3 separate regions of the Mus musculus genome follow, and all the other regions are linked to region 1. Evidence: chromatin loops called from intact Hi-C (ENCODE). Cell type or tissue: left cerebral cortex. All regions are shown on one strand.

Region 1 (8,000 bases):
AGCACAAGCCAACCTCCAGTGCGGGAACCTGTAAGGACACCCCACCCCAACCCATCTCTAAAGACTAACAGTGGGGTCCCTCACACTCGTCCATGGAGAGGTCTGTGGACAAGGGAGGGTGCTGGGCAGTGAGGAACTTCCAGGCAGTGCTTGTCCCCGAGTGAAAGTCAGGCAGGATCGTGTCCTGGCACTGGGACTAGCTGGGATTACCTTCACAGTCCAGACATGATTTATTTCCCACAGACCTCGGGATTGTCCGCAGAGATTCCAGAAGCTTCATGTGAGCATGAGTATCCATTATGCGGGGGCTGCCTGCCAAGAGGCTGGACTTTTTGCCTGCCACCACCACCTGCTGATTGTGAGCTTGCTGGCTACCTGGGGTCCGCATAGCATCCCAGGCACGTGGACGGCTTGGCCAGAAGCTGGTGCACTCTGATTCCAGTGCTTGGGTGAGAACCTCCACCCTGGCGCCACTGACATGGCCGTCAGGGGCCACCTTCCTGTGCCAGAGCCTTCCTGGAATAATGCTGCCCTGCCCAGGACTGGCATATGCACAGGCAGCCACCGCTCTCATAAATCTACCCCACGCCTGGCCTTGAATGCCTCCTTCTGGGCCACAAGGACAGTCAGATGAGCCGGTCTCTGTGTTGTCCCTGCTCTTCTCAGAGAGCCACTGTTCTTTTTATTGCTATGGCTTTATTGAGATGTAGTTCACATACCATGAATCACTAAGACATGGTTTAAATTGGACAACACAATGGTTTTCTGTCTTTCATCGGGTGTGCCAGCCATAAACACACTCTGAGAGAGTCTGTACTCTGGCCACCAAGTCCAAGTTCTTCCTGCCTCACCCCCAGCCTCGGGCTACCAACTATTTCTAGGTAGATAGATTTTGGGTCTTTCATAGGTAGGTTCTTGTGGTGTTCGCATCTACTTTTTACTGAGCGTGTTTCTAAGGTTCATGTTGTAGCATGTGTTGGTTGGTGTTTTACCCCCCCCCCCAGCTTATGACAGTAGTGCACCTCACAGACTGCTCCATGCGTCCACTGATGGACAGTGGGTTCTTACTGATTCCAGGCTGTCTGAACAAAGCTGTTATAGGTATCTGTGGGTGTTCCCCACTTTTGAGACAGGATCTCCTCTGTCCGAGGCTGGCCTCAAATGCATACTAGAGAATGATCTCTCACTCCTGACCCTCCTGTTACCACCCCTTGCTGGGTGCTGGGGTCACAGGTGTGAGCCATTACATCCAGTTCATGTGGTGCTGGGGACTGAACCCAGGGCTTCATTCATGTTTAGGCAAAGCCGCAGACCCCTCCTAACTTACTCTGCTCTTCTATCCACTCCCATGCACTGCTTGTCTGGCCACAATGAGGCCCCCTCTACCCCAACACAGTCCACATTTTCAGATCTCTACATTTCTTTTCTTCTCAGGAAGGGGGTAGTAAGAATCATACTATGTTGACATTTTTCAAACTCTAGCTTACAGTCTACTAGGGATCCATGAAATCAATTTGGGGGATTATTTTAAAGAGGCGCCCAAATAACTAAAGCAGGAGACTCTGACAGTAAGTCTGGGCTGAAGCGTGGGAGTGGAGATACATGTAGAAATGGAGGTGGCTACATTTAACTTCCCTTTCCTGCACCCATTCATCCATTCCTCCATCCCTCCATTCCTTCCGGGCGTGGTGGCCCACATCTGTAAGCCCAGCACTTGGAAAGTAGAGGATGCCCCCCTCAAGGTTAGAGGGCTATCCCGGGCTACATGAGGCTCTGGCTTAAAAGTACACCAAAAAACATAAGCAGAAAGAAAGAATGAAACTCAAACAAAAAGAGTCTCAGGACAGCTTAGGTTCTACAGTGAGACCTTGTCTCAAAATAAAACAAACACCCTAAAGCCAAAAGTCCAAACCAAATAAAACTCAATCAATCAGGTTGAGAGCAGTCCTCCTCCTAGACGCTTAACATAATCTGATAATGGAGGTAGACTTCATACTTAGCTATTTCTCCTGAGTGCTTCTGCCCTCTGTTTTGGGCCTGGATTTTATGTTTTTCACAAAGCCCTGTTGGAACATCCCTTCTTCCTGCAGTTCTCTTGGGCCACATGACTCCACGCACCGGTGCTGTGATGTGAGATCGTTTCAGCCTTGGATTACAGGGTTTTGTCTATGGTTCTTAAATGATCCTACTGTGTTCTCCCCCTGCTGGCTTCATGGGGTCACCTTTGGGGTTGTCCCTCTAGTTTGAGTGCTTCCTACAAGCAGGTCCCACCCGTGCCTTTCAAAGTGATGTTTTTTCTTTAAACTTTATCTATTATGAGTACATGTATATGTCTGTGTGCTGTGTACGCGTGCAGGTGTGTATGCACGCGACATGATGCACATATGGAAGTCAGATGAAACGGACAACCTTGTGCAGTCCTTCTCTGCTCCTTTCTGTGTGCTGTGTGGACAGACTCAGGTCAGCAGTCTTGTGCTGGGTGTCTTCATTGGCTGAATCATCTCCCTGGCCCTAGTGATCCTTTGATGTGCTTTGTTAGGGACTGGTGTGCCCTGTAGTTCTGGGAGGTCTGTGGTAGCACTTTGGATCTTCTAGGAATGAAAACGAAGCCGGCATAGCACTGCCTTTGGTTCCTCTGGCCCCATCCCCTGCGTTCAGGCTGGTGCGAGCATCCCAGCTGCTCTCTCAAGTTTCCAGGTAAAATCTAATGAATTACGCTGAAAAACAAGGCTGTGTGATTTGGATCCTGACTTCTTTGAGTGCTGATCATGACCTTGGGATTTATAAACACAGACAGCTGTCGTCCCAGATGACCTAGCAAATTGTGTTTCCCTCAAAAGCAGAGCCCAATTAGAAGCCTAAAGCACAGGGCGGTGCAGAGGACTAGATGACTTCCTGCCCAATGCAAGGTAGGAGGAGGCGGCTCACCAGGAAGCCTTTCACAGTAGCATACACAGTATGGGCGCCCAGCACACAGCAACCATCCCCACCTCCAATGGGACAAGTGCACTGGCATGAGATTTCATTCTCCTCCTCAGAAAGCCACACAACTGAAAGTGTATGAGTCATTTCTTGAATTTTCCATGTGACCTCTGTACAGGTAACTGAGAAAGAAAAACAACAACAACAACAAAAAAAAAACCAAAATTCTTCAGACAATGGGGCTACTGTAACGGTAGTTTGAGACACATGCCAATAATATTATAATATTAAAATGTCAATATTTAAAAAGTATCATCTTTAAAATCTGATTATTGGGTATTAAGTATCGACTCGGCGTTGGGCTGAGCATTTATCATTATTATTACTCCTGTTTATAGATAGATAATCTGACATGCAGAAAGGTCAGGTGCTTCGCAAGGGTCTTCTAGAAACGTGTGGAGATGGTCTGGACTGACATTAGGTCTTCTGAGGGCACAGCCTCGGGAGTGGGCTGGCCTTGCGCTTCCCTGGTTCACTGAGAATCGGGAGACATGGACTCTAGTGTGGACACTCCCAATTTGGGATTTGAATCTTCACAAGTCCCCTCCTTAAACACAAAGCTAAGCAAGACTCAGAGTCCAGCATTCCACCCCCTTAATGTACTAGAATTTTCCCTACCTCCCGATCTCTGAGACATATATTCATCCTCTGCCACTGTCAGCCAGTCTGGCCTAGGATCTTTACCCATCTTTAAGAGATGGGTGGAGTAGCTCCCCCTGTGGAACCCTCTGGGAAGGGCAACTTCAACTCCCTCCCTCCCCCCCCCCCCCCTTTCACAGATCTCTGTTGTACAGCCTTCCACAGTCTTCTGATGGACTGTGAACTTCCCAAGGGCAGACACTGGTTTCTTTACCACAGCGATGTCAGCATTTGGTAGGTGTGGGCCTGGTGTGGTCTTCTGTCCAGAAGGACTCCAGAACTGCCCTGGTGGTTATGATGCAATTTCACACTACTTCTGATAGGTGGCGCTGTGGCACATAGCAAAAAAGCCAACCTGTCTTCTACAAAATCCAGGTCCTGTGGTCTGTGGGCAGACCGCACCCATTTCATGGCGTTGGAAGATCCTTAGCCAGAAACCCTGGAGAAGTGTTTCCCTGTTCTACCCACCTTATGTGTTTTGAACAGTAGCTTCAGGCTTTTTCTTCTCATTTCTTCAGATTTAGGAAGCTGGGGCTCCTGCTTTCTTCCCTCTGTGGCAGACCATTCTCGTGTCCATAGCTGGGTTGTTGTAGGCTTAACTGTAAAACATGTGATCTGCTGGCTTTTGTCAAATGTCATTCTCACTCATGGAGAAAAGAAAAAGTACAGTTTAGGATCTCATGGCTACCTTTCCGACTCACAGGGTTCCTAGCATTTCTAATCCGCTTTGTGTCTGTTCTCATCGGCCGTGCGTTTGCTCTCTCATGGTTTCTTTCTGCTTTTCTGTAAGCACAATAGCTGGTGTTCTTGTCCTTCTGCAAAGGGGGTGGGGTGTGGCATTGGACTGCACAGTTTTGAAACTTGCTTTAGTCATTTACTGTTTGTGTGTCCTTGCACAAGGTTTTAACCTATTGGAGACTCCATCTTCATCTATAAAGTGGGGACTTGGATAGTAGCTATCTAAAGGCAAGGGTGTATCAAATAAGTCCTCAATAATGCATTTTAGAGAGGACTGAGGCTTAAGTACTGCAAAGAGTGTACAGTAGAATTTACAATTAGAGTCAACCAATTCTTTCTTTCTATCTTTCTATCTATCTTTCTATCTATCTTTCTATCTATCTATCTATCTATCTATCTATCTATCTATCTATCTATCCTACCTGAGACAGGGTCTCATTATGTAGCCATAGCTGGTCTTGAACTCACAATCATTTTGCTTTGTCCTCTTGAGTGCAGCATTACAGATGTGCACAACCACGCCTGGCTTGTGCACATTGAACCGTAACGAACTTCTTATCTTAGGTTGTGAATGTAAAAGATCAGAAGCATTGTGGAAGGGAATTTGATAGTGGGAAAGAAAGAGCCAGGACAAAGCCGATTGCTAATTTCTTGTTTATTTGGAGTGCCAAGCTGGACACAAGACTGAAGAGATTCCTGATAGCAGTGTCCATTCTATAAAAAATCGTTAACGAGGCCAGAGACGGCTCAGTCAGTAACGTGCTTGTTGTGTAAGTATGAGAATCTGAATTCAATTTCCCAGAATCCATGTAAAAAAGCTGGGTGGGCGCGGCAGCGTATGCTTGTGATCCCAGTGCTGGTAAGGCAGAGGCAGGAAGAGCCAGTTAGCCAGGGGAGCCAAATCAGCGAGCTGCAGAGACTGTCACAAAAACCAAAATGGAGCGTGATTAAGGAAGACCTTCAGTATTGAATTCTTGTATACACACAGACACAGACACAGACACACATGTACACAGTCTATGGAAATACTAAAATGGTTGAACGATGACCTGACCACATGATAGAATTTAGCTATTAAATGGATTTCTATGAATTATTAATAATGTGGGAAAGCATTATTTAAAAAAAAACATTTATTTTTGTGTTGTGGTGTGTGTGTGTGTGTGTGTGTGTGTGTGTGTGTACAGGCCAGAGGTCAATCTCAAGTGTCATTCCTCAAAAGTGTCTACCTTTATTTTTTTTGAGACAGTGCCTGCCATGGGACCTGTGGCTACCTATTCAGTTAGACTTAGTGGCCAGCAAGCCCTGGGGTGGCAGTGGTGGCAGTGGCAGTGACAGCGGTGGTGGTGTGGGATTGGGGTTCCTCCTGTTTCTGCCTCCCCACACTGATATTACAGGTGCTTGCCACCACACACATCTATTTTCAAGGCTTCTGGGGACAAAGGCAGGTTCTTATTATTGTGGGGCAAGCATTTTTATCCACGGAGCCATTGCCCCACCTCTAAGGGAATTTATTATAGCAACAATTATGGCCTTTTCTATTTTCTAATTGCCTAACCGATCCTGACATGAACTCTGTGAGGCTCTGTGACAGCCAGAAGGCAAGCTGGGGGTGGATGCCTGTGGGCTTTTTCCTTTCAGCGAGGAGTCTGATTCTGTTCTATCATCGGCTATTTTAAGGCTTTCCCATGATTCCTGCCTCGAGGCCATTCTGAAACTGTTTTGTTGATAACACCTTCCTTCTATGACTCAGTAGGTTTTTCTCTTGCCTTCCTCAAACTTTCCTTTTTCACAACAAATTCCATGACCACATCACTGCCTCCCCCATGTTACCCTGCGCCACACTCCCTTCCCATCCAAAGCAAACAGTACTCTATCCCCTCTGAAGACTGAGTCAAGATGGCTGATCTCAATCTTTTCTACATCTTTTAAGTCCAAATAAAAACTAACTGTCTGGGCAGGTTGGGGTTACACTCTCCAGAGGAAAGGATGACTAATTTGATGTAAGAGATTGGGAAATTTGACCAACTATTTTGGAATAAAAGGAGCGAGATTCCTATGGCATACCACGAAATAAATTCCAGATGGACTACAAAGTCCTAGGAAAACCCGAGGACGATATTAGTGAAGGCCCCGTCTCAGGAGGGAGCGGCTGCCTAGAGATTTATGACATGCAAAGGCTTATGTGTCTACATGAGCACAAATTGCTTCTGAATCAACCAAGCCCCAAATGAAATGGAAAACAAATAGAATACTTGTGGCCAAGATAGAGCTCCTTCAGATAGAAAGTCTTTGGACGTTAATAAGAAAATCTGAGCAAGTCATTACAAGACGAGCAGAGACAGCACATTTAGAGATAACACACGAGGTGGGCAGTTTTTGCAGCACATTGAGCAGGTAATTTATTTAAAGAACTCCTCTGATCCATAGAAAAAGGGCAAATAACTCAACATACAGCCCATCATAGGCCACGAGCAGGCAAGTCCCCAGGAGAGAAATAAGCATGGCCGACAGAGACTCAGCCTCACGGGTGACAAGGGAACACAGCTGGAATCCTCCATTTCTTCCCGATGTATCTGTCACACCTGTTACCCAAGAACTCAGCATTTGGGACAGTGAAGCAGGAGGATCAAGCGTGTGAAGCCATCCTGTCTCTGTAAGAAAAAAGAGGGGAAGAAAAATAAAATTGACAAATGAACATTCAAGAGTTAAAAGGAAACAATGGTTGTGGATGTAAAGATACACACAGCTGTGTTTTTCTCACACACACTCACACTCACACAGACAGCACACTCTCACACACACTCACATTTACACACATTCTCACACACACTCACATACTCACACACTCACACAGACAACAATTCACACACACTCACATACTCACACATACTCACACATTCACACACTCACACACTCACATTCACACTCACACACTTATACTCACAAAGAAACTGTCCATACACACTCACATATGCACTCACACACTCACATTTACATACTTACACAGACAACATATTCACACACACACTCATACATACACACTCACATACTCACACACACTCACACACAGACAACACATTCTCTCTCTCACACACACACTCTCACAGACAACATGCTCACACACACACTCTCACAAACAACATGCTCACACACATACATACTCATACTCCCACATTCACACATACACACATAGACAACACACACACACACACACACACACACACACACACATGAGAATTTGTCTATTCTCATTGGTAGGTCTTTGGAGGACACTTTGAATGTAAAATTTAAAACCCATTTGTTTCCTTTGGCCTAGAAGTTCTCCTTACGTTACTTATCCTCTGCAGCACTCACACGTGTGCATGGAGACATATGCAGGGAGTTTTCACTAGAGTAAAAACTGCTAGAATATTCACAGATGTGCGTCTCGAGGCTTTGGAAGGATTTGGAAACAACTCAGCAGTCCAGTAAGAGCAGGTTTACACAGAGATGGTATACAGCATCCTAATGGACCACTACTCAGCTTGCAAAGTGAATGAGGTAGATTTATATGCATGGGCGGGAAGAGATGTGCACTATAATAATAAAAAATAATCATGACCGAAATCATTACTTCTTGAAAGCAGCACTCAGGGTTT
Region 2 (8,000 bases), 870 kb after region 1:
GCCCTTCTGGCTTTTATAGTCTTCATTGAGAAGTCAGGTGGAATTCTAATAGATCTGGCTTTGTATGTTACTTGACCTCTTTCCCGTGAAGCTTTTACTATTCTTGATTTCCTTCTGTATGTTTTGTGTTTTGATTATTATATGTATATGGGACTTTCTTTTGTAATCCAACCTATTTTATATTCTAAAGCTTCTTGTACCTCTATATGCATTTCCCTAAGTTAGGAAAAATTTCCTTTATGATTTTTTGAAAACATTTCCTGGGCCTTTGACCTGGGTTTCCTCTCCTTCCTCTATTTCTATTATTCTTAGATTTAGATTTTTCATAGTGTCCAGATTTCCTGGATGTTTTGTGCCAGGTTTTTTTTTCCCTTAGATTCAACATTTTCTTTGACTGGGCTATCTATTTCTTCTTTTGTGTCTTCCATGCCTTAGATTCTCTCTTCCATTTCTCGTATTCTGTTAGTGAAGCTTGCTTCTGTGATTCCTATTCAAGTTCCTAAATTTTTTACTTCTACGTTTCCTTCAGTTTGTCTTTTCTTTATTGATTCTGTTTGCACTTTCAAGTCTTGAAATGCTTTATTAATTTCCTTTCACTGCTTTTATTTTTACAGATTTGTTTAAGGGACTTATACACTTTCCTCTTTTAGGACATTGAATCATATCCTTGAAGGCTAATTTAAGGTCTTTTCTTATACTTCAGCAGTGTTGGACCATTCAGAGCCTACTGTGGTAGGGCTGCTAGGCTTTAGTAGAGACATAGTGTCCTTGCTGTTACTGATTGTGTTTTTATTCTGGCATTAGGGATCTGGGTTTGGGAAGATTGTAATTTCTAGGTGCTGCTTTTTGGTCTTGTGTTTGTTGTGTGGGTTTTGTTCCTTGGTTTCTGTATTCTTCTCTGGTTCTTGGGTGAGTATGGCGGCTGTGTGTCGCCTGGTAGAGAACTCTTCTGGGATTGAGATAGGTGCAGCTATTGGATGTTCCTAGGTATTGGATGCTGACACTTAAGAATAAGGGTGGTGGTGTTGAGAGGATCCGCAGGAAGGAGGAAAGCAAGCTGTTCCACCAGAATCTGTTTAGTCTCCTAGGAATGGGGGCAGAGTATGAGGAGGAGCCATAACAGGTAGTTTTCTACAGGGTTGGGAATGAGACTGAGGGATTAAATATGGAGAGGAGAGAGAATAGAGATCTGAAGGTTGCTCATCTACTTAGCTGGCTTACTGTCTTCTCTGTCAGGCTTGGCTGGCAGGTTCCAAGAGAAAGCCTGCTGGAGTTAGGAGCTGTGTCTAGGATGAGTGAGTGAGGAGGAAGATTAGAGAAGAAGATCTGTGTGACCCACTGGACATGAGGGCAGAGAGGAAGCTACAGCAGGCAGTCTGCTGCAGAGATGGAGTGAGAGGAGGAAGCAGTAGAGATCAAGTTAGGCAACCTGCATCCATGAGAGGAGTAGCCTGCAGATTCTCATGGAATGCCTGCTGGAGTTGGGGACTGGGATAAAGTAGTAATGGGGAAGGGACGTTTGGAGGGAAGATCTGTGTGATCCACTGGAGATTCAGACAGAGCGAGAAGGGGGCTGTAGCAGGGGGTTTGCTGCAGAGCAGGGGATGAGACTGGGAGACTGGATTTGGAGGAGCTGAGGGAGAAGTAAAGACTGAAATTAGCCTTCCTTCTTCCCTCATGGCAGAATTGTTGATAGACAAGGGACACAGGAAGCTGAAGACAGAAAAGGCAAGCAGGAGTTGATGATGTGGAGTGCTGGGTAGCAAGTTTATAGAGTTTTTCTTTCAGGCTTCTCAAGAAGTATTGACTTGAGAGTGGGTCTCAGCCAGATCATTTCACACTCAGAGGCATGCCGCTGATGTCCTAGCATTCTCCTCCCGCATGACAAATGAGGTTTGTTAGGATAGAAAGCACACCCAGCTTACTTTCTGTGGCAATGTGATTGATTCTAAGAGGACTCAAGGGCCATGCTTCCCAGCTTCTTTAAGACTTAGTGTGTGTGGTGGCTTGGGGAGCTTGCTCATTGGGTAGGAGTACTGGCTGTGAAAGCATGAGGACCCAAGTTTGAATTCCCAAAACCCATGTTAGAAAAGAAAACAAACTGGCACAGAGGTGTGCCTGTAACCCCAGTGTTTGTGGGGTGGAGGAGGGGAAGTTAAGTGAGAGACCCTGTTTGAAGGCAGAGAGCAATTTTGGAAGAAACTTAATGTCCTGACCTGCAATTGCCCCTGCAGGTCTCATGTACCCACACACTCATATGCTTGCAAGATACATGCATGCATACATACATACATACATACATACATACTACATACATACATACAAACAACCAAAATGCTTAAATTTTTGTTTCTCTTTCTTAATAATAATGCAATCTTTATTTTCCCTAACCCCAGGGTCATAGTTTTTTTAATTCTGTATCTTTCTTCCTGGTGTAATTAGAATTCATCCTAACATACCAATATTCAACCTTTAGGGGAACTAGAATTCCCTAATTTCTGAGGGAAATTAAATGAGTGTCCACATTAATGATTTTAAGTTTTCATTCTAACTCTGCCTAGTCTCCACTCACAGTCCTTACAAATCCACTCTTCTCATTATTGAAAGTAGCTTAATGAATATCCTTTAAGATGCAGCTCACAGGAGCCCCTCCTAAGAGCTATTGCTATTGTTTCCCTTATCCCTGTCAGGGGACACAGACCATTATATTATGGTAGTGAATAACATGTGCATGTGGCCAAATCCTATGCCTATATGAAGGACAGTGTAGGAATTACTGTTCCATATATTAAGCACATAACAAGAGGTCTGATATACATATCTTGTTGATGTTCTGAAGCCAACATTTAAAAAAAAAAAACAGTCATCCAATCAGTAGTAGTAGTAGTAGTCGTCCAGTGGACCAATGAACCCAACTGACAGCTCTCAAAAGAAAAACAAATGGAGGGTTGAGGTCAGTGGTTAAGAGATCAAACTGCTTTCATAGAAGACCAGAGTTTGGTTCCCAGTGTCTACCGCTGACAGCTTTCAACTGCCTGTAGCTGCAGGAATCCAACACCTTCTTCTGGCCTCTGTGAATTGTACTCGCATACACACATCCACACACAAGACACACATGTATATGCTTATTTAAAAATGAAATCTTTAAATATATATCTATACAAGTGGCCAATAAATCCTTTAAAACTGTTCAGCATCTTTATCCATTAGAGAAATGCAAATTAAAACTGCTTTGAATTTCATCTCACCTCAATCAGGATGACTATCATCAAAAAGCAAAACAAGCCAGCAATAATAAAATGCTAGTAGAAATATGAGGAAAAAAGTAGCCTTTATTTATTGGTGGAAATGAATCCATTATAAAAATCTGTATAGCAATCTCTCAAAAACCTCAAAGCAGGGGCTATAGAGATTGTTCAGCAATTAAAGGATGCTTGGTGCTTTTCTAGAGGACCACAGTTAGTCCTCAGACCCCACAACTGCCTGTTAGCTGTAACTTGAGGGGATCCAGTGCCCTCTTAGACCCGACTTCACAGGCACATACACACATGTGGCATACATACATACACATACTCATAAATAAATAATAAAATAACTCTTTTTTTAAAACTGAAAATAGAAATACCATATGGCCCAGCTATACTTGGGGATGTATCCAAATGACTCTAGTTAACTTCCTCCAGAGATAGTTGTATATTCATATCTGTTGCTGGTTATTCACAATAGCCAGAAAGTGGAATCAGCCTAGATGTCCTTCAACAGACGAATGGATAAAGGTAATATGGTCCATACACACATGGAACTAGATGCAACTATAAAGAAAACTGAAATCTTGGCCCTTATAGGAAAATGGATGTAACTTAAGATCATTAAATTAATCAGAACAGGTCAAACTCAGAAAGACAGATACTTAGTTTTCAGAGAGAGAGAGAGAGAGAGAGAGAGAGAGAGAGAGAGAGAGAGAGAGAGAATGTATGGTATGAAACTAGAAAGGGGATTGTGAAAGGAGAAGAGATCTCAAGGGCGGTGGGAAATGCAGAGGGTGACAGAATACATGTAATAAGACAGCAAGCTGAGGCTGCATGGGAGAAGAAAGGAATCTAGCTGGAGATGGCATGGGAGGGAAGCTAGGGACCAGAGGAGGGGAAGGAATGGGAACAAAGTATAACAACATAACTATAAAATGTCATGATAATCTAACTATAAAACTAATTTTAAAAGGCCGTGCCATTTGAAAGAATCATCCTAAATGAATGAGCAACAAGCACAAGCAGAATAGAATTGCCCTCATGAAAATAATCATCACATCTTTTGCACTGGTCTTTTTTTAGCACTTTTGCATTTTTTTTTATTTTTGTTAGTTTCCTATAGATAAATTCCTATCTGCTGAGGAGACTTAATAATCTAAATAAAATAAGCTATCATAGTCCAGAAAGACACCGGAAAAGCCTGGTGTTGGGGAAGAAGTCTTGGAATAAAGAGTCTTCCCATAGTTTACTTTCATAGAGAAGAAGAGCATATTTTTTTCCAGTAACATTTTTTTTCTTATGCTGTTTGACTATGTGGCACTTGATAGCTCTGTCTATTCCTATGGAAACCAAGTTAGTAGATGGAGCCAAGGCTTGGAGGAGGCATTGGGGAGAAATATTAGCAGAGTTCAGCCATGGAGCAGCTAAAGATGTTGCTTTTCCTTCAGTCAAATCCTCTTTGAGAGCCAGAATCTGCTTCAATCCGGAGAGATGTTCTTGGCTGATGTATAGTCTGGCTGCTCTGCCAGATGGATGAGCATCTTAAACTTGGAAAATAGCAAATAAAGCTCAGAGTCTGCCTTTGAAACATCCTCCTTAGCCTTTGCTTGGAATTGTCAAGTAACTTTTTAAAATGTTTCCAAAGATGTGCTCAGGATGGCAGGCTACTGATACACTTACCATCACAGGCAATTAAAACGCTTTGTCATAAAGCACAGTATTTGAAGTTGACCATCAGAAGTTTAAGGGAGGAGAGACTGTCTGCCACTGGGAAAAATAATGCAGATTCGATTTTGTTTCTAGAGCTCAGTAAATTCTTATCTCTCAGTAATTTGATTTTGATAACTATTTGCTTTCCTGTCCTATAAAAATTCACTCTAAAGACTAAAAAAAAAACCAAAACAAAACAAAACAAAATGTAAGCAGACACTTAAATCATATAAGACAGGGAGATAGTCCCAAGACAGAAGCATTTATAGTCTCTGTTTTTTATGTGGGTAATAATCTCCTGTTCTAGGTTAAAAACATATTGGCTTTCATTACACAGAACCATTTATGTATACACAGAAAGTATGTTTTTATTTCAAGTAGGATGTAATGGTTCAAAGCTCCAGTTTATGTGCTTTCATTTAAAAATAATAATTGAATACTGTAGATACTCAGTAAGTGGGTTTTCTGTTCCTTATCGTGTCATTTTAGAATCTTTTTAGTCATAACATTAACTTCTTACCCTGTACTCTACTATAATAATACTGAATTGTAGGTGGGTCTCAGATTTGACTTTGCCCATAGGCAAGCTAAGAAGTTGGTCTGTTAATATTGCATGGATGCTTAAAATAAACATTAGACTCTAGAGCATAGACAAAGGAGTTTATTTCTCAGAACGCAGTAGAAAGCCTGAGCTTCTACATGTTTGCAACGGTTTCCTTTGCTCCTAAGGAACCCAGGAGAGCTGGAGAACCAGGTGGGTGCTGTGCACACTGAGCTCCTATCACAGCTAAACAGCACTGAGCTTTGGGAGTTCTCCATTTTATTTTAACCAGTATGAAGGCATAATCTCATCCCACTAGCTGGTTTTTTCCAAACACGACCCTGGAAAGTTGCTTAAGTAAAGAGTGGTCAGCGCTGCTATATCTGACAGCATCCTAGACTAAGTCAATTATGAATAAGTACCACAGGAGACAGCAGGTCATACTTCAAACATCTAGAATATAATATCCAAGACCAGTTTATCATTGGTCATAGCCTACACAGGGGAACTTAATGTTGAACTTTGTTGTCACGGCTCCCAAAACCAATGAAGGAATCTGCCCTGGCCTACGTACAGACATAGAAGGCACAAGTCAGCCCCACAGGCAGCTGCAGCGTCGGTTGTCACATGTGACATGCTCTAAGGCTGTCACATGTTACATGCTCTAAGGCTTCTCATGTTCATATGCTCTTGGGGAGCATGTGGATAGATATGTTCATTAGATTAAAATAAATCGTGCCTGTCCCTGTACTTCTGTGCGTGTAAATGGATTCATGTTTGGATATTGTCGTTGACATCAATCATATAGAAGAACAGGAACTACAAACATGAATAGAAATGTTTCTTTGTACACAGGTGGAAATGGCAAACTCTCCAGTGGGTCATCCTAGCCTCCACGTCTCTGTGATTCATATGCAAGCCGTCTTCATTTTGTTAGAATCCAGATCCAAAAGGTAGACTACAAGTTCTGTTCTCCTGTTCCTGTATCTTACAAAGTCTGAGCTCCTTTGCCAAGTCCTGAAGTGGTTGCCTTCCCTCTTCAGCCACAAAACTAGGGAGTCCTATCTTTTTCTAAAAATACTATATACTTGTGTGCTTAACCGTCACAGTGCAGCCAACTCTTGCAAGTTATCCCTTGTCTTCCACACCTATGCTGTGGCAAGCCAGAAGACATCTTGAAAAAGTTGGGTTCCTTCTCCCATCATGTGGGTTCCAGGAATTGAACTCAGGTCCTCAAGCTTGAAAGCAAGTGCTTTTAGCCCACTGAGCCATCCCAACAGCGCAGGAGTTTCATCTTAATAGCTGTTCCCTTCACTTTCTTTCTAATTACCCCTACACGTGCCTTCTATCTAGAAAGATGTATGTATATGGAACAAATATACAGAGACAATTTAGGCTACTGTTGGAGGACCAGTGTGCAAGGCACTCAATTCTGTGGTCATAGTTTTTTATTTATTTATTTTTATCTAGAATCATATCACTTGGGCAAATTAATCCAGATTAATGAACCAAAATACATTTTGAATCTCTAATCCCTGTTTTGGCAAAGGTACCACCAAAGGATTTGTCCGTCAAAGCCAGCCTGAAATGGTTGTTGGGGAGATAAAAAAGCTTCTTAATTAGTAATGGACAGAATAGAACAAGTTTTTAAAATAGGTGTATATAATGCCAACATATTGTTTTTAATCACATCCCCCATGAAAGGAACTCTCTAGGGAAGGGCACACTCAGTAGCCAAATTGACTTATTTGGATTATAGAACAGAAGCAACTAGGAGATAAATCTAGAAGTATTTTTTAATTGATTTTCAAGTATCACAGCTCTCAGTAATCCCAGATAGCTGAGGATGGTGTCGGAAAGGAAGTGTCAATCAAATGCCCCCTAACTACTGGTCCATTGCTGGGTAGCCTTCCAGAAAATGGTACACTATGGGCAGACCATGGGTGGCCTCAAAACCCAAAAACATGAAACAGTTTAGAATCAATGACCTCTGATGGTTGGAGTCGAACAAGTTCCTGAAACAGCAATATTGTGTCGTGAAATGGTTCTACAGTGGCAAGGTGGAAGATGGGTCCAAGAGCAGGTTTCAGAAGTCCTGCCAAGAATATGGAGATGCAGTGTTCCATTAACTTGGTCTTCTGTACCATAAGAGAAGCAGGCCAACTTGAAAAGAAACAGGTACAACTCCCATTTACAGTGATATCTTCTACATCAAAAGCATGCATTTTACTTTGTGTCCAGTCTACAAGGATAGATTCCTCCCCATATCTAGTACAATGACAGATCCAAATAGAAAAAGACTAATGACCAAGGCAATCTAAACTTGTTCATCAGGTTGATTCCTGTTGTTCTTATCAGAGTGTTCTTAACAGTGTGTCCTTATTTGACACACTATCTGATTGGCAGCCATGATGTGTTCCCATGGTTTGCAGCACCAGAGGGGAGTGTATTTAATCTAACATCTATAGTCTTCCTCATGACAGATCTTATCACTAAAGTGT
Region 3 (8,000 bases), 880 kb after region 1:
CAAAGTCCAACGTATTAAAGCTGCCTTGCTTCAGCTGAGAAGAAGGAAAATGGCCTAAGTCCTCAGTAGCCTGATAAAGGGGCTATGGTGGCCTCATGGATGGACACATGAGTGAAGATCCCCAGTGCTGTGAGAAGTTCGTGATAAAAACACTTACTGCAACCAGACGGAAGTCATAAAGAATGTGATTCTAGCCACATCTTGCTCAAGAAAAGACTCTTTTCCCACTGAGTGATTAAAAAGCTTTTGTATTTTTGTTGAAGCAAAGAGATACAGTTAGAGGTTCCGGGTATCCTCAGATTGCTCTACAGCTCTAGAGAATGCTGCTTGGAGAACTGACAAAAAAACAAGGACAACCTCAGGGCCAGAAAGCTGCCATTAGCTGAGTGACTGTCACTGTGGTATCCCTAATGTCATAGGAGACAAGGCTTCAAGAGAATGCTGTCAGGTGGGTTCTTAGACTTCACAAAGAGCTATGTGGAAACAAACCGAAGGGTATATGGAGGGAAAAATAAAACTGTAACAAAGAGGCTTTCCTTAAAATCAACTTGAAACCTAGGAACTGTACATGGATTACATGGAATCCCAGCACTTGGGAAGCTGAGACAACAGGATAACCACACATGCAAGACCAACCTGTTCTATATAGTGAGTTTCAAGCCAACCAGGATTAAACAGCAAAGACTCTGTCTCCATAGTAATAGCAGCAATCTACTTATAAAAAAATACCAAAATATATGAAGAAACTGAATGTTGAAGAAAAGTTAATACCATTTGGTTCACAACTGAAAGGGAGAACGATTCCTCAATACATTAATTGCCAATAGTTCAGTAGGGAGGACCAGGGCCAGGAGGCCTTCCCTGATTCATGACTATTGGCAGGCCTCCTGCAGCCTACCACAGCTACTATGAGATTGTTTACAATAACTATGTCATGCATGAAGATAGTGTTTCCCAGCCCTTCTTCCTGTCTTCTGGCTCTTATATTTTTCCTGCTGTCCCTTCTTCAATAGTCACTGGGCCTTAGATAGGTTCTATAAATGTCCTATTTAGGGCTAAGTACTCAAACATCATTTATTTTAAACATCTTTAACTTTCATGAGTCTCTGCATTTATCACAGTTCACTGCAAAGAAAACCTTCTGTGGTTAAGGTTGAGAGTATTGTTTGCCTGTAGGTACACACATTAATATTTAGCCTTCGGTTTGGTACCATGATATTTCCAAACCAGTGGTTACACAGATGATCCAGTGGTTAAAATCATTATGTCACAAAACAAAATGGCATGAATATGGGAAGGAGACCAGTGGGAAGGAGTGAGGATTGACAGAGAGATAAGAGGAGAGATGATAGAGAGTAAACAGAATGTATTAAATATGTATGTGAAATTGTCAAAGAACAAACTGAATCAATAAGAGGGGATAAATAAAAAAGTGCAAGGGAAGATAATATCATTGTGAATATTAGCTCATTCGTAGCGAAAGATCCCAAGGAAAGCAAAAAGATGAGTATCCATAGTCTGTACAAATATTCCAGGATGAAGTACAAATAGCCACGTTTCCAAATTAGCAAAGAACTCGAAAGGCTATCAACAAAAGAAGAAACAAATAGCCAACAAAATAGTCCATCTCAGCTAGGGAAGTGCAGATTAAATTTATGATAAAAATAGCACTGCATACCAATTAGATTGGCCAAAGTCAACACATTGACAAAACCAAGTGGGACAAAATTGTAGAGAAACAAGAATTTTCATGTTTCTGTTGGGAATGCAAATTGAAACTGCTTTTGAAAGAGCCCAGAAATTCTTGTACAATTACCAGAAAGTATGTACAAAACAATTCATTATAGCACCGATTGTGAAAAGTGAGAAATGTACTATTTCTCTAGAGGGAATAAATACACATCCTGATAACAGAAGGCTTCTCTGGTGAAGAGATAATGAACCAGAGTGTGGTGGTTTGAGTGAAAATGGCCCCATAGACCCATAGGGAGTGGTGTAATTAGGAGGTGTGAACTTGTTAGAGGCCTGGCCTTGTTGGAGGAAGTGTGTCACTGGGGGAGGGATTTGGAGTTTCAGATGCTCAAGCCAGACCCACTGTCACTCTCTTTCTGCTGCCTGTTGATTCAGATGGAGAATTCTCTACTTTTCAAGCACCATGTCTGTCTGCATGCCAGTTCTGAAAATTCTGTCCCTTCTGCTTCTTTGTAAAGATTGAGTCAGCATATAATTGTATGAAAGTAACTTTTATTCATCTGTTGTGATTGTCATCTCTGAAGCTTACTGCCTCAATCTGCTAACCTAGGCCTAGTCCTGGAAGCTTCCAGCCTCCGTACAATCTAACCTGGGCATAGAATGTTTCCAGCCTCTGAGACTTAGAGCTGAATAAGCTCTTTCTGAGCTCTGGCTGGCTGGTTCAACTCCCTTGCTCTGGCTCAAACTCCTCTCCAAGCTGACTGATTCGATCTGGCTTCTCTCTCAGCATCTGACTTCATTGACCTCAAACTAACTCTGGCAAGTTGGCTCCTTCTATCTTCACCTGTGTCTAGCTTGTTCTCTCTTTCTGCAACCTGTCTCTCTATAACTGTCCCGGTAAAACACCTCCTTCTCCCTCTCTGTGCTGCTCTACTTGCCCTCTCAGCTCTACTGCACTGCTCTCCACAAACTCTACTGTATCCTGCACTGTACTCTCTTCCTCCTGTGCTGTCTGCCTCTCCCTTAAGTAGCTTCCCTTTCCTCTCTCTTCTTGTGAGAGTTGGGCAGATCCTATTCTGTCAGATTTTTCTGATTCATCACTTTTTTCTGCCAGTCAGTTAGACATCACTTTCAAACATGGGTGCTTCCTTCTACAAGCTAACTTTACCTTCATCGTTTAAGATTAAATGTGTGCTAAGGGTGAGCCACACCACAACAAGAAACATGTTTTAACAATAAACAACACAATCTTGGAGGGTCACAGTGTTATCAAATATCCTGCAACATAATCAGTATTTCCCAAATGCTTGCTCATGAGACCCAGGAGGTTGATGTTGGCCAAGTGAATTATTTTGTGTCTGGCCCCAGCTGTCATACATAATACCTCATAGGTCTCTGTCTTTCAGTCCTGAAGAAGTTCATCTGTTCATATGGCTGACTCCTCCTCAGAGTACCAGTCAAATTCCTGTTAGCCTTGTGTTATAAACTGTGGGCAGAGCATAGACATGGTCTTCAGTGTAAGAAAATCAGAGAAGCCATTATCTCTATCATTCTAACTATCTATATTCTCGGATCTCTTCCTAACCACTGGCTGTACTATAGATGATGACGGTCAAGCCTTTCTACCTGCCACCCTTCATCACCAGCTCTTCTTCCATCCACCTACCATCTACACTGTCTTGCTGGCCAAGCTGGTCTTGGTGAGATCCAGGTCTGATGAGAAACCCAATATCCAGGAAACTGTTCATAATCCTAGGAAACATTTGCTAGGCATCCACTCGGTGTGTTCTTCAATTATTTTTCAAATATTATCTGCCTCATTTTACATGTGTAAGTATTCTAGGCATTGTTGTTGCCTCTGTTTTACACGTGAGATGCAGAAGGGTACTTTAGTCTGTAGATATTTTCCACCATACTTTAGTGTAGCACAAAGATGAAATGTATGTCAAAAGCTTTGTTCTAATTGCCTGCTTCATAACATGGCTTAGCCAATGTTTGCTGAGTGAACGGAGGAGCAGCTATTACTGGTTCATACCGCATTGGTAGGGAAGCTTGAGACCCAAGAATAACAGGAAGCATGGATGTGCCAGGCGCATTGTCTGTGCCCATTGGTCACCACTGTCAACTGTGTGACTTTCCTTCTCCTTTCTGTTTTCTGATTCCACAACCAAAATGACTGTCTGATTGAATATCTCTAAAAGGTCATAATGAATAATTCTGTAATATTTGAAATGCTATGCTCAGAAAGGTCAAACCTTATTTTTTTATTTTGGTATGAAGTGTCATACAGATTTTTTTTTCCTAACAGCACTTTTTTTTTCTGTGTAAGGAAAGATGTCAGGAAATTTAGAGCAGGGAGCCCTCTTGAGGAAATTTATAACCTGGTGCTCTCTCAAGGAAGCTTAGAGCAGGGCGCCCTCTTGAGGAAACTTTCGTGTCTTTCTTCTCAGAGCTTACAGTAAAACTGAAGCCAGACAAGGCTTGTGTGCTGTTAAAATAGCTAAAATCAATGAAACTTTTAAAAGCAAGAAGAGCCAAATGCCAGTTATCTGAGAATTAAGACTCTTCACTGATCTGACCTCACATGACAACTGTGAATCAGAATATTTAAGTGCAAACAAAAATGCAGGAGCTCTTTCATTTCTTCATGCTCAGTCTATCATATAATCTATTTGCATTTACTAAGCACGTAGTCTGTATTAGAAATTATACTGGGTACAGTAGCCAATGAAACATGGCTGTGCTTCCTGAAACATACAGTCTGTAGGGAAACAGCAGTGAGAAGAATCACATAGTGTATGTTACAGTATTTGAATGTACCCTGTTTTGACAACCAATAAATAAATACCCTACATATTGATGGTAGAGGACAGTAACTTAAAAAAAAAATACACACAAGCCATAAAATGTACAAACCTAACCCTCAAATGTGCCTGCTGGTTATTTGGTTTTTATGATAAAAGAGAAAAGCTGAGTACAAAATGACGTATATTGAAGCATTTTCTATGATAAATATTTGTGATTGAAAGTTTTTGTGTCTGCATATCCAGTAATAATAGACTAACATTTTAAACACCTAGCAATAATAGTCTGGATATAAAAAACATGTTACTTAACCCAATAAATATTGGCCAGCCACTGTGTAAGTTATATGTGTGTTCATAAGTGATCAAAAGAAACAGGAAAACAAAAAGCAATCACTGTCTTAGTATAGGTATGTTCATTTTTCCTTTTATTAACTTTTCTGCATGGTATACTCTATGAAAGTAGTTTAAATCCTGAAAACATATAAAATGTATTTACTCAGTGGCCACAGGGTAGTAAATTCTTCTCATCCTCTCTTTTTCCTTTTTTCACCTAGGGAAATTATCGCTTTATGAAACTCTTACTTACTCGAAGAGCAAACTGGATGCAGAAGGATCTAGAAGAGATGACACCTTTGCACCTGAGCACTCGGCACAGGAGCCCCAAGTGTCTAGCTCTTCTGCTGAAGTTTATGGCCCCTGGGGAGGTGGATACACAGGACAAAAACAAGGTGATGGGCAGTAAGGGTCAAAGACAGATGAAAAAAGAAAGGGACACTTTGTTTTGTCAAGCCGCAGGCATTGTCACCATCCCTGTGGGAGGGCAATTCCACATATCCCGACGTCCCAGAGAGTATTTTCTAAAAGTCTGCCATTACCCTGCTAGCAATCCTGTGATCGGTAGTATCATCTCCTTTGGTTGGTGGGGAATCTGACCAGCAAGAGGATTAAAGCTTGCCCGAGATCCAAGTGGCAAAACAATAATCCAAACCCTGTCCTGCTTAACTGTAGAAGTCAACATTTGTCGTTGGTGAGAGACTCAACAGTCCCTGTGGGCACCTGGACTCATGATGACTATCTGCCTGTGCAGTATACTAAGTGTGTGGGCACCTGACTTCACAGTGGCTGGCTGTCCATGCAACGCACTAAGCATCACCCGGACTCACAGTGCCATCGCCTGCACAGTGCACTAAGCAGGCAATGACTTTAATGGTTGGGCTGTCAGCAGTAGTCTCCTTGGATTCCAATCCAAAAGCCACTGCTTACTCAGTATGTGTTCTTGGGGGAATTACTCAATTCATTTATGTCATAATTTTGGAATACATGAAAAGGATAACTGAAGGTAAAATGAGGTAATGCAAGATCCCTAACACAGTATCTCAAACAGGACACACTCCATAAATGTTAGCCATGGAACAACTATTAATTGCACTTCAGTTCTGACATCTGCCCTCTCAATTCTTGCTAGAATTTTTTTTAACTTTCCTTGCTCTTAAATTTTAACAGATTGCTTGCACAGCTCATAGTTTTGTTGATCTTTCTTTATAGAAAGAAAAATGTGGTCACTTGTTGGAATCAAGCAGTAATCCTTTTCTTTCCACTGTAGATGAACCATAGTCTTGTTAGTACCAATAATCCCATGAAGTTAAAATCCATATGATAATTATATTTACTGCTTATGGTTTTTCAAAGATTTCCTAAATGTGTGTGTGTGTGTGTGTGTGTGTGTGTGTGTGTGTGTGTGTGTGCATGCATGTGCTGTGTTTGTGTATGCACTAGTGCATCCTCACACACACATAGTACCTACATGAGTTTCTGTGCACCATGTGAATGCAGGTACATGTGGAGGCCAGAGAGTGTCAGATGCTCTAGAAATGGATTACAGGTCATTGTGACCCACCTGATGTGGGTGCCGGGAACTGGCCTGCTCTTCTGCAATGGGAGCAGGCACTCCTCACTGCTGAGCCACCTCTCCAACCCTTCTCTGTTTTGTATGGTTGGTTGGTTAGTTGGTTTGGTTTTACTTCAGACGGTTCTTGTATTTTTCAAATTTTCTTTAGTTTGCAGTCAGAAAATCAACTTTTGCTTTGCAACCATGCATTAATATTTTCCTATTCAGAGCATCTGAGTGCTGGTGTTTCTCTAAATGATCAGTTTTACTTTATGCATATTGTACCACAGCAAAAATAAGTAGAAAAATAAAAAAGATGTAAAAAATATAAGTACAAGGAGCTGGAGAGATGGCTCAGTGGTTAAGAGCACTGACTGCTCTTCTGAAGGTCCTGAGTTCAAATCCCAGCAACCACATGGTGGCTCCCAACCATCTGTAATGAGATCTGACGCCCTCTTCTGGTGCATCTGAAGACAACTACAGTGTACTTAGATATAATAATAAATAAATCTTTAAAATATACATATATATATATGTACAAACAGCTAAGCTCATATTATATGTGAGTAAATAGACCCTGACTAACCATAACCTAGTGAAAGGGAGGAAGTTAAGACTCTGTCTATGTTTATTAAGAAGGTGGTTATGATCAATTAATGATTGCTATTAAGTAGCGATTTTTTTTCTGTTATCTTCGGTCATTAATAAGAATAGCAATGGGTTAGGGCTAAAGAGATGGCTCAGCAGTTATGCAGAAGGCCAGCTTCTGTTCCAGGCACTCACACAAGGCCGCTGACAGCAGCGGTCACTCAAGCTCCAGGAGACCCAGCACTCTCCTCTGCCCTCCTGAAGTTCACCAAGCACACAAAGTAAACAAAAATAAAATGAATCTTTTAGAAAATAATGCATTAATAATGACTTCATAATATAATAAATACCTGTAGGTGCACTTTGAATGAATACCACAATGTTAGTCTTTCAAATTTAGGACAGATGAGCTTGGTTCCTGTCAGTAAATTGTCCAATTTTAGACTGGGTGCTGAATGACAGTGAGTGTCTAATGTGTATCTAAGCATCTCCTAGTTTTGTCCGTGGTGATCTCTCTGTAAGAGGCATGTTCATGGCAGTGGCAAAAGTGGCAGCAACTTTACTGCGTTCAGAATTACCCCTTCAAACTTTTACTTCAGATAAAATGCAGGTTTAGTTTTAAAAGTATCCATCAGTAGCTAGATTTAGCTATTAGTATGTAAACTTATTCTTAAATTTAAATTTGATATGCTAAAGGATTCTAGGTCTATGTGTTGCCTGTAGCATATTTCCCTTCTGGTTAACATCAAAATTTAAATCTTTCTGTCAAATTCTAAGATTCTAATTCAAATCTTAGTGCTCCTCAGAGGCATATAACATCAGGAGCGTTGGTTACCTTGCTGGTGATTATTTGTAAGTCACCATTCCTCGCCCTGTTATGTGCAGCACTTGATGACCAAGACCCGTGGTCAGGAGGTCAGCCTCTGGCGTCACATAAAATCTCAGTGCAGCCACACACTGCTAACTTCTATCACATGCAGATTAAGGAATCCTAATCTCCCAGCGATCCGTGCCTGTCACATAGA

The links. A loop is a pair of places that touch in the nucleus more often than their neighbours do. Peaks named below come from ENCODE experiments on the same cell type or tissue, not always from the same donor. Only the 100,000 strongest peaks of a DNase experiment are listed, where the experiment ranks them.
Region 2: it touches region 1 in a loop (2.2-fold over the local background); 3 of 42 quality-filtered maps call a loop at or near these places.
Region 3: a loop joins it to region 1, with 2.6 times the contacts of the local background. A loop is called at or near these places in 3 of 42 quality-filtered maps.

The regions. Positions count from the first base shown.
Region 1 is chr4:47,498,916-47,506,915 of GRCm38, forward strand. No RefSeq gene overlaps it. Among named protein-coding and RNA genes, the nearest start is that of Gm42283, 8.1 kb to the left of the region's middle. In left cerebral cortex, a CTCF peak has its summit at 3,940; DNase peaks (open chromatin) are centred at 3,975 and 6,063; H3K4me3 peaks cover 399 bases; H3K27ac peaks cover 241 bases.
Region 2 is chr4:48,366,492-48,374,491 of GRCm38, forward strand. The region is part of intron 3 of Invs (inversin); the gene reads left to right. Among named protein-coding and RNA genes, the nearest start is that of Invs, 91 kb to the left of the region's middle. In left cerebral cortex, no CTCF peak of the experiment used is centred here; a DNase peak (open chromatin) is centred at 4,749.
Region 3 is chr4:48,377,052-48,385,051 of GRCm38, forward strand. It overlaps Invs (inversin), which reads left to right. Exons shown (of 17, transcript NM_010569.4): 4 at 5,054-5,227. Among named protein-coding and RNA genes, the nearest start is that of Tex10, 92 kb to the right of the region's middle. In left cerebral cortex, a CTCF peak has its summit at 4,096 (motif pointing left); a DNase peak (open chromatin) is centred at 4,106.